Regions from separate parts of the Homo sapiens genome. Here region 1 is linked to region 2. Evidence: chromatin contacts called from ENCODE Hi-C or POLR2A ChIA-PET data. All regions are on one chromosome and are shown on one strand. The core of a region is the stretch at or near the end of the contact, and the rest is flanking DNA. Distances in the headings are between cores, read along the strand shown.

Evidence for each region. Hi-C counts contacts between places; a loop is a spot of excess contacts on that map. ChIA-PET counts read pairs that join two places held with the same protein, here RNA polymerase II (POLR2A). Pooled maps may share reads with other maps.
Region 1: a pooled map shows a loop between it and region 2 (2.3-fold over the local background). The contact joins the enhancer-like site here to the promoter of PRDX4 in region 2. A Hi-C loop is called at or near these places in 1 of 50 pooled maps. POLR2A ChIA-PET finds 5 or more read pairs at or near these places in 3 of 52 experiments (AG04450, B cell and OCI-LY7).

Annotation. Positions count from the first base shown.
Region 1 is chrX:23,880,278-23,886,510 of GRCh38, forward strand. APOO (apolipoprotein O) reads right to left here. Exons shown (of 9, transcript NM_024122.5): 2 at 568-675. Among named protein-coding and RNA genes, the nearest start is that of APOO, 25 kb to the right of the region's middle. RefSeq lists an enhancer at 2,542-3,308. Within about 2 kb of position 4,639, at least 7 of the 41 ENCODE cell types and tissues checked have a DNase peak (open chromatin) inside an H3K27ac peak, as active enhancers do.
Region 2 is chrX:23,664,217-23,670,171 of GRCh38, forward strand. PRDX4 (peroxiredoxin 4) reads left to right here and starts at 3,277. Exons shown (of 7, transcript NM_006406.2): 1 at 3,277-3,595. The coding sequence starts at 3,355. RefSeq lists enhancers at 258-792, 3,036-3,330 and silencers at 3,080-3,259, 3,610-3,739.

The sequences.
Region 1 (6,233 bases), core at 3,389-5,888, 220 kb after region 2:
AAACATTTATAAAGTATTCCTTAATTGTGCCCTTACCTAAGTATCATTAAAGTTTATCTGTTGAAAAAGCCATAGTTTAATATTTCCCACAAATTAAACAAACTATAAGGAAATATATTTTCTCTGTTTAAATGTCTTCTGGCTGGGCGTGGTGGCTCACGCTTGTAATCCCAGCACTTTGGGAGGCCGAGGCAGGTGGATCACCTGAGGTCGGGAGTTCGAGACTAGCCTGGCCAACATGGTGAAACCTTGTCTCTACTAAAAATACAAAATTAGCCAGGCGTGGTGGCACATGCCTATAATCCCAGCTACTTGGGAGGCTGAGGCAGGAGAATGGCTTGAACCAGGAGGAGGAGGTTGCAATGAGCCGAGATCGCACCATTGCACTCCAGCCTGGGCAACAAGAGCGAAACTCCGTCTCAAAATAAATAAATAAATAAATAAATAAATAAATAAATAAATGTATTTTAAACAGTCACATCTTCCTGATATACAATTTGTAAAAAATTATCCTACAGTAACTAAATCAGACACTCAAAATATATCGCAACATGAACAACATGTTACCTCATCAACCTTCACGGAATTTTTGGGAGGTGAGTCCTTTTTTGGTGCTGCATAGACTTTGAAGGTGAGCAAGCTCAGGCTGGCTGGCCCCACGGACCTCTGAATTACCTGAAATGCAGAAGCAATCTTAAACCTCTCTATGTTACAGACCGAATGTGCAGAACATGAGCATATTCATAACCTCAGCCACTCCCCACCCTGAAAGGCTTACTGTGCTTTATTTTATTTTTATTTATTTTTATGTTTTCAAGATGGAGTCTTGCTCTGTTACCCAGGCTGCGGTGTAGTGGCGTGATCTCAGCTCACTGCAACCTCCAACGCCCAGGTTCAAGCGATTCTTCTACCTCAGCCTCCCAAGTAGCTGGGATTACAGGCGTCTGCCACCACACCCGGCTAATTTTTGTATTTTTAGTAGAGATGGGGATTTGCCATGTTGGCCAGGCTGGTCTCGAACTCCCGACTTCAGGTAATTCGCCCGCCTCGGCCTCCCAAAGTGCTGAGATTACAGGTGTGAGCCAGTGCACCTGGCCTACAAAATATATTTTTTTAAAAAATCAGCCAGGCATGGTGGTGTGTGCCTGTAGTCCCAGCTACTCAGGAGACTGAGGTGGGAGAACTCTTGAGTTTGAGGCTTCAGTGAGCCATGATCATGCCACTACACTCCAGCCTGGGCAATAGAGTGAGACTCTGTTTCACACACACAAAATAATCGCTCCACTAAAAAAAAAAAAAAAAAAAAAAAAAAAAAAAGATGGGCTGAGAGGAGGAGAGTTATGGTTTATTAATTTAATTGTGAATATAAAAAATGTGCTGGACGCAGTGGCTCACGCCTGTAATCCCAGCACTTTGGAAGGCAGAGGCGGGTGGGTGGATCACCAGGTCAGGCATTCGAGACCAGCCTGGCCAACATAGTGAAATCCCGTCTCTACTAAAATTACAAAAAAAAAAAAAAAATTAGCTGGGCGTGGTGGCGGGCACCTGTAATCCCAGCTACACAGAAGGCTGAAGCAGGAGAATCACCTGCACCTGGGAGGTGGAGGTTGCAGTGAACCAAGATTGTGCCACCGCACTCCAGCCTGGGTGACAGTGCGAGACTCCACCTCAAAAAAAAAAAAAAAAAAAAAAAAAAAAATTCAGACCCCTCCTGCGAAGGCCGTGGCAGTTTTCTAGGAGGGACGTTGATCTCCTTAGGTTGTATCCTGGTGCTGCTGGTTCTGCCTAATAATTGTGATGGGCACAAACCACATGAACTAATGTCAGCACTAGCTGGCTAATCTGTATCGTGGAAGCAAAAGAAATCTGTAGCAAAACTGCATTGAAATTAAGACCTCAAGATGCACACTTAATACTTCAAGATGTATCAATTGTTTTTAAACCAGTTAAAGTAACAACCACCCTTTTTTTTCTTAATGGCTTTCAGCTCTTTATTTGCTTCTGAAATATGGGAATTTGCAGCCATACGTTTCAACAGATATTTTTGTTATATTTTAGCTGGCATTACGTTTTGTATTACAGAATAGCCTCATCTTTCACATTACAGGCACTGCAAATCTCAGTAATATGATTTCCAAGATGCTAAATCATGCCTAAATAGTTAGAGAGAAATCAATCACTCATTTATTTTCCACCTCTCCTCCATCCATTTCCTTTTGTCTCATTTGAGCAGGAAATAAACAATTATTGAGCATGCCTTGTGTGTTAGGCACAGCCATAGAAATAGGAATATGGAGTAAGACATATCCTCACCCTGAAAGGGCTTCCATTCTGGTAGGAAGAACTTGATAGATGTAAATAAATGGACAAACTTTTTTTTTTTTTTTTACACAGGGTCTCACACTGTTGCCTAGGTTGGAGTGCAGCAGCAGGATTTCTGCTGCACTGCAACCTTCCCATCCCAGGTTCAAGCACTCCTCCTGTCTTGTCTCCCAAATAGCTGGGACTACAGGCATGCACCACCATGTCCAGCTCATTTTTGTAATTTTTGTAGAGACAGGGTTTTGCCATGTTGCCCAGGCTGGTCTCAAACTCCTGGATTCAAACGATCCACCCACCGCGGCCTCCCAAAGTGCTGGGATTATAGGTGTGAACCACTGCACTTGGCCTGGGACAGATTAAAAAATAAAATAAGGGAGGCTGAGGCACAAGAATCGCTTGAACCCAGGAGGTGGAGATTGCAGTGAGCCAAGATACTGCCACTGCACTCCAGCCTGGGCAACAGAGCGAGACCCTGTCTCAAAAAGTAAATAAATAAAAGAAAAGTGATACGGGAGGGGCAGGCAGGGAAATGCTGGGTAGAGAAGGGCGTGGTCCCTGGCTAGGGCTCCACCCCTGGGCCTGTGCCCACCAACCTAGGTGAGGACAGGCATTTCTGTTTTTGTGCCCAAATATCGTATTTCCCAAGACCACCCTGGCCCACCACACTCCCATCTTGTGCCTATAAAAACCCCGAGACCCTAGCGGGCAGGCACACAAGCGGCTGGACGTCAAGAGAAGCAGAGGCAAGGAACAACATACCAGCAGAAGAACACAGTGACAGACTCCGGCAGGCCACCAACAGCAGAACGGCAGGACAACGCGGAGTTTGGCTGAGGGCGGTCAGAGGAGAGCCTGGCTGCTAAGCGGCCTGACTCCAGGGGAAAACCACCTTCCCACTCCATACCCCTTCTGGCTCCGTTTCCATCTGCTGAGTGCTACTTCCACCATTCAATAAAACCTTGCACTCATCCTCCAAGCCCACGTGTGATCCGGTTTTTCTGGTATACTCAGGCAAGAACCCTAGGATACAGAAAGCCCTCTGTCCTTGCAATAAGGCAGAGGGTCTAACTGAGCTGATGAACACAAGCTGCCTACTGACAGCAAAACTAAAAGAGCACACGTAACACACGCCCACTGGGGCTGCAGAAGCTGTAAACATCCACCCCTAGACGCTGCCATGGGGTTGGAGCCCACACTCCCCACGACCTGCCCATCTGCCTGCTTTCCCTAGGGGTTTTGAGCAGTGGGGCACCTAAGAAGTGGGCCACACTCCCATCACATGCCCTGTAAGAGGGACAAGGGAAATTCCCCTTGTTTCAAAAGCATGAATTCTCCCGGCTCTTAGGCAGTTCTACAGAAAGACAAAACAAGTATAGGACATTATAGACAGAGGAATCAGCATGTGTGAAGCCACGAAGCTGGGAAACAGCATGGGAGAAGTGTAGGGAGTTCGAGTTTTGTGGGAGGGAGCAGAGTGACAGAGAGATGAGTCAGAGAAGTTGGTTGTAGCCAGATCATAATGGGACTCGTGTGGCTCACATAAAAGTCCTAGGTAATAAATACCAAAAGATCTCAAATAAGGATGGAATATAGAATCGAGTTTGCCATTTAGAAAGACGATTATTTCTCAGTGTGGCGCTTTAAGTCATTAAAGGGCCAGCTGACCAGTTATGGTGCTGCTAAAACAATGAAGGAAAGAAATAAGGGCCCAAGGAAAGATTGCACAGGAGAGGAGAAAGAGGAGAAAGTAGAATTGAGATAGTTTAATAGGCAAAATTAGCAGGACTTAGTGACCAAAGGGAAAGGAAGAGTGACGATGACCTTGGTTTAATTTTTATTTTCATTTATTTTAATTTTTAAACTGACAAGAATCGTGTATATTTATTGTGTACAACATGCTGTTTTGAAATATGTGTACATTGTGGAATGGCTAAATTGAGCTAATTAACATATGCACTACCTCACAAATTAATTTTTGTGGAATCTAAAAAGGTTGAACTAATGGAAGTAGAGAGCACAATGGTGGCTACCAGGGCAAGGGCTGGGGGGAGTTGGGGAGATATTGGTCAAAAGTACAAAGTTTCAGTTAGGAGGAGTAGTTCAAGAGATCTGTTGTACAACATAATGACTAGAGTTAACAACAATGTATTGGATTTTCGAAAATCAGGAAAAGAGTAGATTTTAAGTGACCTTGGGGTTTCCGATGGGTTTTTCTAGTTGGGTGGTGACACAGCATTCCTGAGAGAGGAAGTAGAAAAAGAGGGGCAAGTCTGAGGGAAAAATGATGAGTTGGTTTTGGACATGTTCCAGAGACCGACAGACAGCTAGAGGTCTAGTCATCTATCTATGTATCTTTTATTTTACTTGAAAAGCTAAAGTAGGCAAACTTAGAAACTGTTGTCTTTTGGAAATTAAGAAAAAGTTGACCTGAAATTTTAAGTCCATAAGAACATGTTTTTTGGGTCTGGACTTCCTCAGCACTTCAGGGGTGTATTTATTTCTCATAAAGCACAGTAAGGCCGGGTGCGGTGGCTCACGTCTGTAATCCCAGCACTTTGGGAGGCCGAGGTGGGTGGATCACCTGAGGTCGGGAGTTCGACACCAGCCTGGCCAACATGATGAAATCCAGTCTCTACAAAAAACACAAAAATTAGCCAGGCGTGGTGGCAGACGCCTGTAATCCCAGCTACTCGGGAGGCTGAGGCAGGAGAATTGCTTGAAACTGGGAGGCAGGGGTTGCAGTGAGCCGAGATCGTGCCACTGCACTCCAGCCTCGGCAAATATATATATTATATATATATATAAATATATAACTATATCTATACATAACTATATATATATAGCAGAGACAGGGTCTCATCATGTTACTCAAGCTGGTCTCGAACTCCTGAGCTCAAGCAATCCTCCCGCCTTGGCCTCCCAAAGTGCTGGGATTACAGGTGTGAGCCAACACACTCAGCCTATCTTTGATTTTAAATCTCAACTCATTTCCTTTAACATTTTATTGGATTCTTAATTATTAATTTCTACTTTACCTTCCCCTCTTATCTTACTTGTTTTTCTAGTTTTAATATTATTCTAGGCCTGCCTCCCTTTACTGCCTAAACTGTTTTCTTCTTCTTCCTCTTCTCCTATTAGTTTTCCTCCCTAAGCCTACCCTGATACCCATTCCACAGCAAGAACTGTGGCCACAAGGGTGGTAGCACCAAAGAAAGCTGGCTCCTGCAGCGGCCTTTTCAGCTTCCAGCAGGCTCTCAACAGACAAGCAAACAAAACAAAGAAAAAGCAAACCTCACCCCAGGAGACCTGGGAGACCTACAAATGAACACTCCCCAGGACCATAATTCTTAGTTTGCAGAGAACACATGATTTACTCGAGGATTTCTCAAACTCAGCACTACTGACATTTGGGTTGGGTCCTTCTTTGTGGGGCTGTCCTGTGCACTGCAGGAAGTTTGGCAGCATCCCTAGCCTCTACCCACTAGATGCCAGTAGCACCTCCTCCCAGTCACGACAGTCAAAAACATCTCCAGACACTGCCAAATGTCTCCTGGGGAGCAACTCTCCCACTGAGAACCTCTGATTTACTTGAGTAAGTATTACTTTCTGACATCTCTCACCATCTAGACTTGAAGAAAATCTGTATGTTTTAAAACCCATGGCCTCAAACATAGTGAGAAACCAGAACAATCACTACTAGGCCGGGGAGGTGGGAGTTGGAAGGAAGTGGACTTACTGAGAAGTGGCACAAGTGAACTTTCTGGGGTGAAACAATCTTGATTGGGGTATGGGTTATTCAAGGTATATACATTTGTCAAAGCTCAAATTGTACAACTAAGACTGTACAACTTAAAAATCTATGTATTTCACTCTATGTAAATTAGACTTTTTAAAAAATCCATCAGCTCTAG
Region 2 (5,955 bases), core at 2,027-4,526:
GGATGAAAGGATTCAGAGCAACTGCCACCCAGAATGTCAGTTGCCAGGGAGCTCCAACAGAACTGAGGGACGAACAGTAGGTGCCTGAGAGCTGGCCGATCTGGTCACTCTCTCCAGTGGGCCACAGGGGCCCACTTGGTGGGCAGTCTCTGCTGCCAGCTAGGGCATCTCAGCTCAGCCCAGAGCAAAGACGTGTAGGGACATAACGCTTTCCTCAAGCTTCCTTTCCCAGGTCCAAACTTAGAGGCCCAGTTTTGGGCCTAGAATTCACTGAGGTTTGTGGCTGTTTGTCCAACAGTCACCATGGATCACCGAAGCCGACTACGGGGCACAGGCCTGAACCGAATCCCTGGGACTCAGTCCCGAGCCCCCCGAGTCCCACTCCCCTTCCACGTGCAACAGGAGGCCAGGGAAGGAGAAGACTGGGAGCGAGAGCCACCTCGTCAGAGGCCTCCTATCTATGAGCCACCAGAAAGTGAAGAGCTGCCAGATAATGTTATGGGTAAGGACACACCCTCCCTCAGCAGAAGGAGGCTGGCATCATCTTTTTCATCCTTTACCTCCAGGAAGCAGGGGCCGGGAGGCAGAAAGCAGAGTATACAGTGGGCAGAACTAGGGTGAGGGATGAGTTTGGAAAGGGGAAATTTTCTATCTGCCACAAAAGATTGTTTCACAAGGAGTAAGGATAAAATATGTGAAAGCAACTTGAAACTGAGGCTGTCTGCAATATTAGGTGTTATTTATAAAATCAGGTGTTTGCAATGTCAGTTGCTTACTGTGGGCCAGGTTCTTTGGGAAACAAAGACCTATTACACATTGATTTCAGCCCCAGACAGCCCACAGTCTAGTAGAGGAAAGACAAACTTAGGATGGTTTCTGCAGGATTCAGAAAGATAACAGGTGCTTACAGAAAACAAACTTAACATGTTCTCACTTAATTGTGGGAGCTAAAAATTAAAACAATTGAACTCATAGAGATAGAGAGTAGAAGAATGGTTACTAGAGGCTGGGAAGGGTAGTGGGGGGCTGGGGAGGAAAGTGGGGATGGTTAGTGGGTACAGAAATATAGAATGAATAAGACCTAGTATTTGATAGCACAACAGGGTGACTATAGTCAATAACAATTTAATTGTATACCCTAAAATAACTAAAAGAGTATAATTGGATTGTTTGTAACACAAATGATAAATGCTTGAGGTGATGGATAACCCATTTGCCATGATGTGATTGTTACACACTGTGTGCCTGAATCAAAATATCCCATATACCCCATAAATATATATATATACATATACATATATATATACATATACCTACTATGTAGCCACAAAAAATTTTTTTTAATTTAAAAAGAAAGATAACAAGCACTTGCAGGAGGACAGAGGGCACCCTGGGATCATACAGGCTCATGCCTGTAATCCCAGCACTTTGGGAGGCCAAGGTGGGCGGATCACAATTAGCTGGGCATGGTGGCGCGCACCTGTAATCCCAGCTACTCGGCAGGCCGAGGCAGGAGAATTACTTGAACCTGGGAGGTGGAGGTTGCAGTGAGCCGAGATTGCCACTGCACTCCAGCCTGTGCGACAGAGCGAGACTCTGTCTAAAAAAAAAAAAAAAAAAAAAAACAACCTAACACAGGGTTAAGTTGCAACATTGCCTGTTTGCCCCATAGTTCCTTTCCAGCTGGAAGAGAAGAAATGGTCTAGGGATATGGCTTTTCAGGTTAGACTTTTCTTCTCCAAGTTTTCTGGGGACCTGAAAAGGGCTCCGACTTGAGAGAGGAGTCATGGCTGTTCACAAAGATCACTGCAAGGAAAAGAATAAGAAATGTCTGTTAGAGGGATAAAACGCGAGCTATTCAGAGGCAGAAAGGTCAGTTTCCCTTTGAGGGGCGGGGGTGGCGTGGGATGAGGAGGCTTTTTGGGAGAGATGGGCGTGGAAGGATGTCTAACAAGTGCTGGCGGCGAGGGTCGTTGGCACTTCAATGGTGGGAAGACAGCCATGGGCGAAGCTTTGTGGAAGAAATAGGTGTGAAGGATGAGAAGGCCTACAACAGTGCTGAGGGCGCGAGGCCAGTCACCTGCGAAGTTTTGTGTACAAGATGGGCCCAGAAGGATGAACAGGGTCTAAAACAGTGCTGAGGGTGGGAGTGCAGAAGATCGGTCACAAGTGACGACACAAGGTGGTCTTAGTCCAGTTGGTGGACGCTCGGTGGCCTGGGCCTGCCCCCAGTGCGCAGACGCACACGGCAGGTTGCAGCGGCAAGCGGGGCGGTGCCCACGGCGGGGAGATGGGTGGGGAGGGCAGGGAAAAGGCCAGGGGTTGGGTGATGGGGTAATTGTCAGAAAAAGGAACAACACTGCTGGGAGAGTTTTCTGGTAACTTTTCAAGTCTTCATTTAAATTAAAAAAAAAAAAAGCTGTCTTTGAAACAATAGATTAGGTCACTAAAAACTGCCTGTACGCCCTTGCATGCTGGAGGAAAGTAAATGGTTAGACCTACCCTCCCTAAGTTTTTCCAGGACTTAAAAGAGCTGCAAGTAGTGCAGATCATGGCCCCGTTCACACAAATCACTTCAAGAAAAAAAATTAGTAAATGTCTATTAGATCTTGAAACTTATTCCTGTCTATCTGGAACTTGGTAACCTCTGACCAACAACTAACTCCCCATTCCTTCCCTCTCGCCTCGCCTTCCCTACTTCCCAACCTCTGGTAAGCAGCAGGGTAAATACAGTCAATAATAATGTATATTTCAAAATGAATAAGAGTAAATTTGAAATGTCTCACCATAAAAGTCATAGGTAAACAAGGCGATGGATAAGTTAATGTGATGTAATCATCCCACATTGGATACATATTTCAAAAAATCACATTGCATCCCACGAATGTATACAATTATGATTTGTCAAGTAAATATAATTTTTAAAAACGTTAAGTGACTTTTTAAAAAGCTTATTAGAAGTATAAAATGCAAGCCATTCACAAGCATATAGGTTAGATTCCGCTTGTGAGGGGCTTGTGTGCAGTGGTGAGGCTTTGTGGAAGAGATGGACGTGGAAAGATGTCTAAAACAGCGCGGAGGTCAGGAGACCTTGTCGCTGCCTTCACAGAGTTGGGCAACGCTCCCGGTCCTGGTCAGCCGCGGGACGCAGGCGCAAATGCAGGCTTGGGATGGGGGAGGTGCGGCCGGCGCCCACGTGGCGGGGCGGGGAGCAGATAGGGGGGGTAGGGGGAGGAGCTGGTCTCGCGAGGCCGCGCCCCGGTTCGCGCGGGCGTCGTGCACGCGGTTGTAGCTGCCCGGCGGCGGCAGAAGCGGCGCTCGCGCCAAGGGACGTGTTTCTGCGCTCGCGTGGTCATGGAGGCGCTGCCGCTGCTAGCCGCGACAACTCCGGACCACGGCCGCCACCGAAGGCTGCTTCTGCTGCCGCTACTGCTGTTCCTGCTGCCGGCTGGAGCTGTGCAGGGCTGGGAGACAGAGGAGAGGCCCCGGACTCGCGAAGAGGAGTGCCACTTCTACGCGGGTGGACAAGTGTACCCGGGAGAGGCATCCCGGGTATCGGTCGCCGACCACTCCCTGCACCTAAGCAAAGCGAAGAGTAGGTGGTGTCCCGCCAAAGGGTGGGAGGGGAGATTCCGGAGACACGTGTACCCCGGTTACACCCCCGGAATCTGGGCTTGGGCGGCACCCCCTGGGCTGCCTCCGGGCCCTGGGCGGGCCTGGTTCTCACCTAGGAGGGCGGGGAGGGGAATAAAGGGGAGTTCTAGCTGTGAAGAAAGGTATGGTTTCCACTGATCAGATTTTAGAAGAGGTAGTGGTTACCCCAAAAGCCGCAGCTGAGGGAAAGTGGGTGGCCCTAGTCCCGAGTTTGCATCGAGGATGTTGGGCAAACTGAAACAGTTCCTGAAACATCTCAAAGTGCCTTCAGCACATCCTGTCTTTTTCAGGTACTATTTCAGCGAAGGAAGACATTGATAGGTTGAATAATGATTCACAAAAAGTTTGATTAAACAGAAAAGTTGCTAAACACAGTGCTCGGGAGGTCAAACATTTCATTTTTCTTTCTTCCTTTTTGTTTGCATCTTACAAAGATTATTACTGAAAGCCACCTTCCCCAAAGCCTGTGTAGTTAATGGATATTCCTTATGTTTCTCAGACATGAAGAACCTATTACAGAGTGTACTTTTGAGGGAAATGGGGGAAAAGGTTAGAAGTATGCATTTGGGTTGATGATAAACCTCGTGGCAAATTTGTGTCCTGCCAATTTGGTTTTTGATTATTTGCATTTCTGTCCAGTGTACAAAGCTAATGGCCACTTTCAGGAATGACACGTCAGACGAAGTAGATACTGTGAAAGTTGTAGCCTGCTACATCTGGATGTTAAAATTAACCAAAAGTGAACAGTGGCTATAGATAAAGGCTGTCTCTTGCTTGCTATTCAGTAACCTGCTTTTCCTGCAGATCATTTGACATTCTGTAGGTGTGTAGTTGGTTTTTATGGTTCAGTTACAGCATGTTCCATGCCAGTATTCAGTGAAAAAAGTAATGCTTCAAATTCTGAATCCCTAGAGTTAAATGGAATGTTGTTATGACTTAGGATGGGTTGGTTGGGAGTGATAAATGAGAAAAACTGTTTTGTCCTCTTAAACATTTACAGTTCTTACTTGCTGAAAGTAAGTACTTTCAGTTAACCACTTTGGGACTTTTTTTTTTTTTTTATTTGAGATGAAGTCTTGCTCTGTCACCCAGGCACCCAGGCTGGAGTGCGGTCGCGCGATCTCGGCTCACTGCAACCTCCGCCGCCCGGGTTCAAGCGATTCTTCTGCCTCAGCCTCCCAGGTAGCTGGGACTACAGGCGCGCACCACCACACCCGGCTATTTTTTGTATTTTTAGTAGAGACGGGGTTTCACTATATTGGCCAGGCTGGTCTGGAACTCCTGACCTCATGATCCGCCTGCCTTGGCCTCCCAAAGTGCTGAGATTACAGGCGTGAGCCACGGTGCCCAGCCTACTTTGAGATTTTTAACAAAACCAGTCTTAAATTTTAAAATCAGTATTTCCAAGTCCCACTGGTTTTACTTGCCTGGGAAAGTATTTTAAATATGTCAGCCAGTTAAGTGTTTACTTACATTACATATATTTTCCATAGGAAACAAATCTACTTCAAAGCTTTCCCTTTACCAGCAAAACTTAACATTTTAGTTGTTTACTACATTTCTCTGTCACATGTAGGCTTATCTATAATTAAAGATACAAAGACTTTTGTTAGTAAAGACTATTATGGAGCCATTAAGGCCATATTTTCAAATAATTTTTAGTAATATCAAAAACTGTTCATAATTAATTTACTGTTTCCTTTAAGGAGAAAAAAAAGGCGGGATGCAACACGTGGCAAATTTGTGTTTAAAAAAGAACGGAAAGGCCAGGTGTGGTGGCTCACGTCTATAATTTCAGCACTTTGGGAGGCCGAGGCCATCCGATCACCTGAGGTCGGGAGTTCGAGACCAGACTGGCCAGCATGGTGAAACCCTGTGTCTACTAAAAATACAAAAATTAGCCGGGTGTGATGGCGCATACCTGTAATCCCAGCTACTGGGCAGGCTGAGGCAAGAGAATCCCTTGAACCCGGGAGGCGGAAGTTGCAGTGAGCCCAGATCACACCACTGCACTCCAGCCTGGGCGACAGACTGAGACTCTTGTCTCAAAAAAAAAAAAAGTAAATAACTAAAATTAAAAAAAATAAGACTAGAAAGACAGACATCAGAATGTTAACAGTAGTTGATGGGAGTTATGGAGAGAGAGGATTTAAGTATTCTTTGTACTTCTCTGCATTTACCAGAATCTTTATGTTAATTACATAATTTATATTCAAGACAATTTTTGTTTTTTTAATAAATGCAAGGGATTGCTTTGGGAATTCCATTTATAGATCTTAGCAAAGTAACTACCATTCTTAA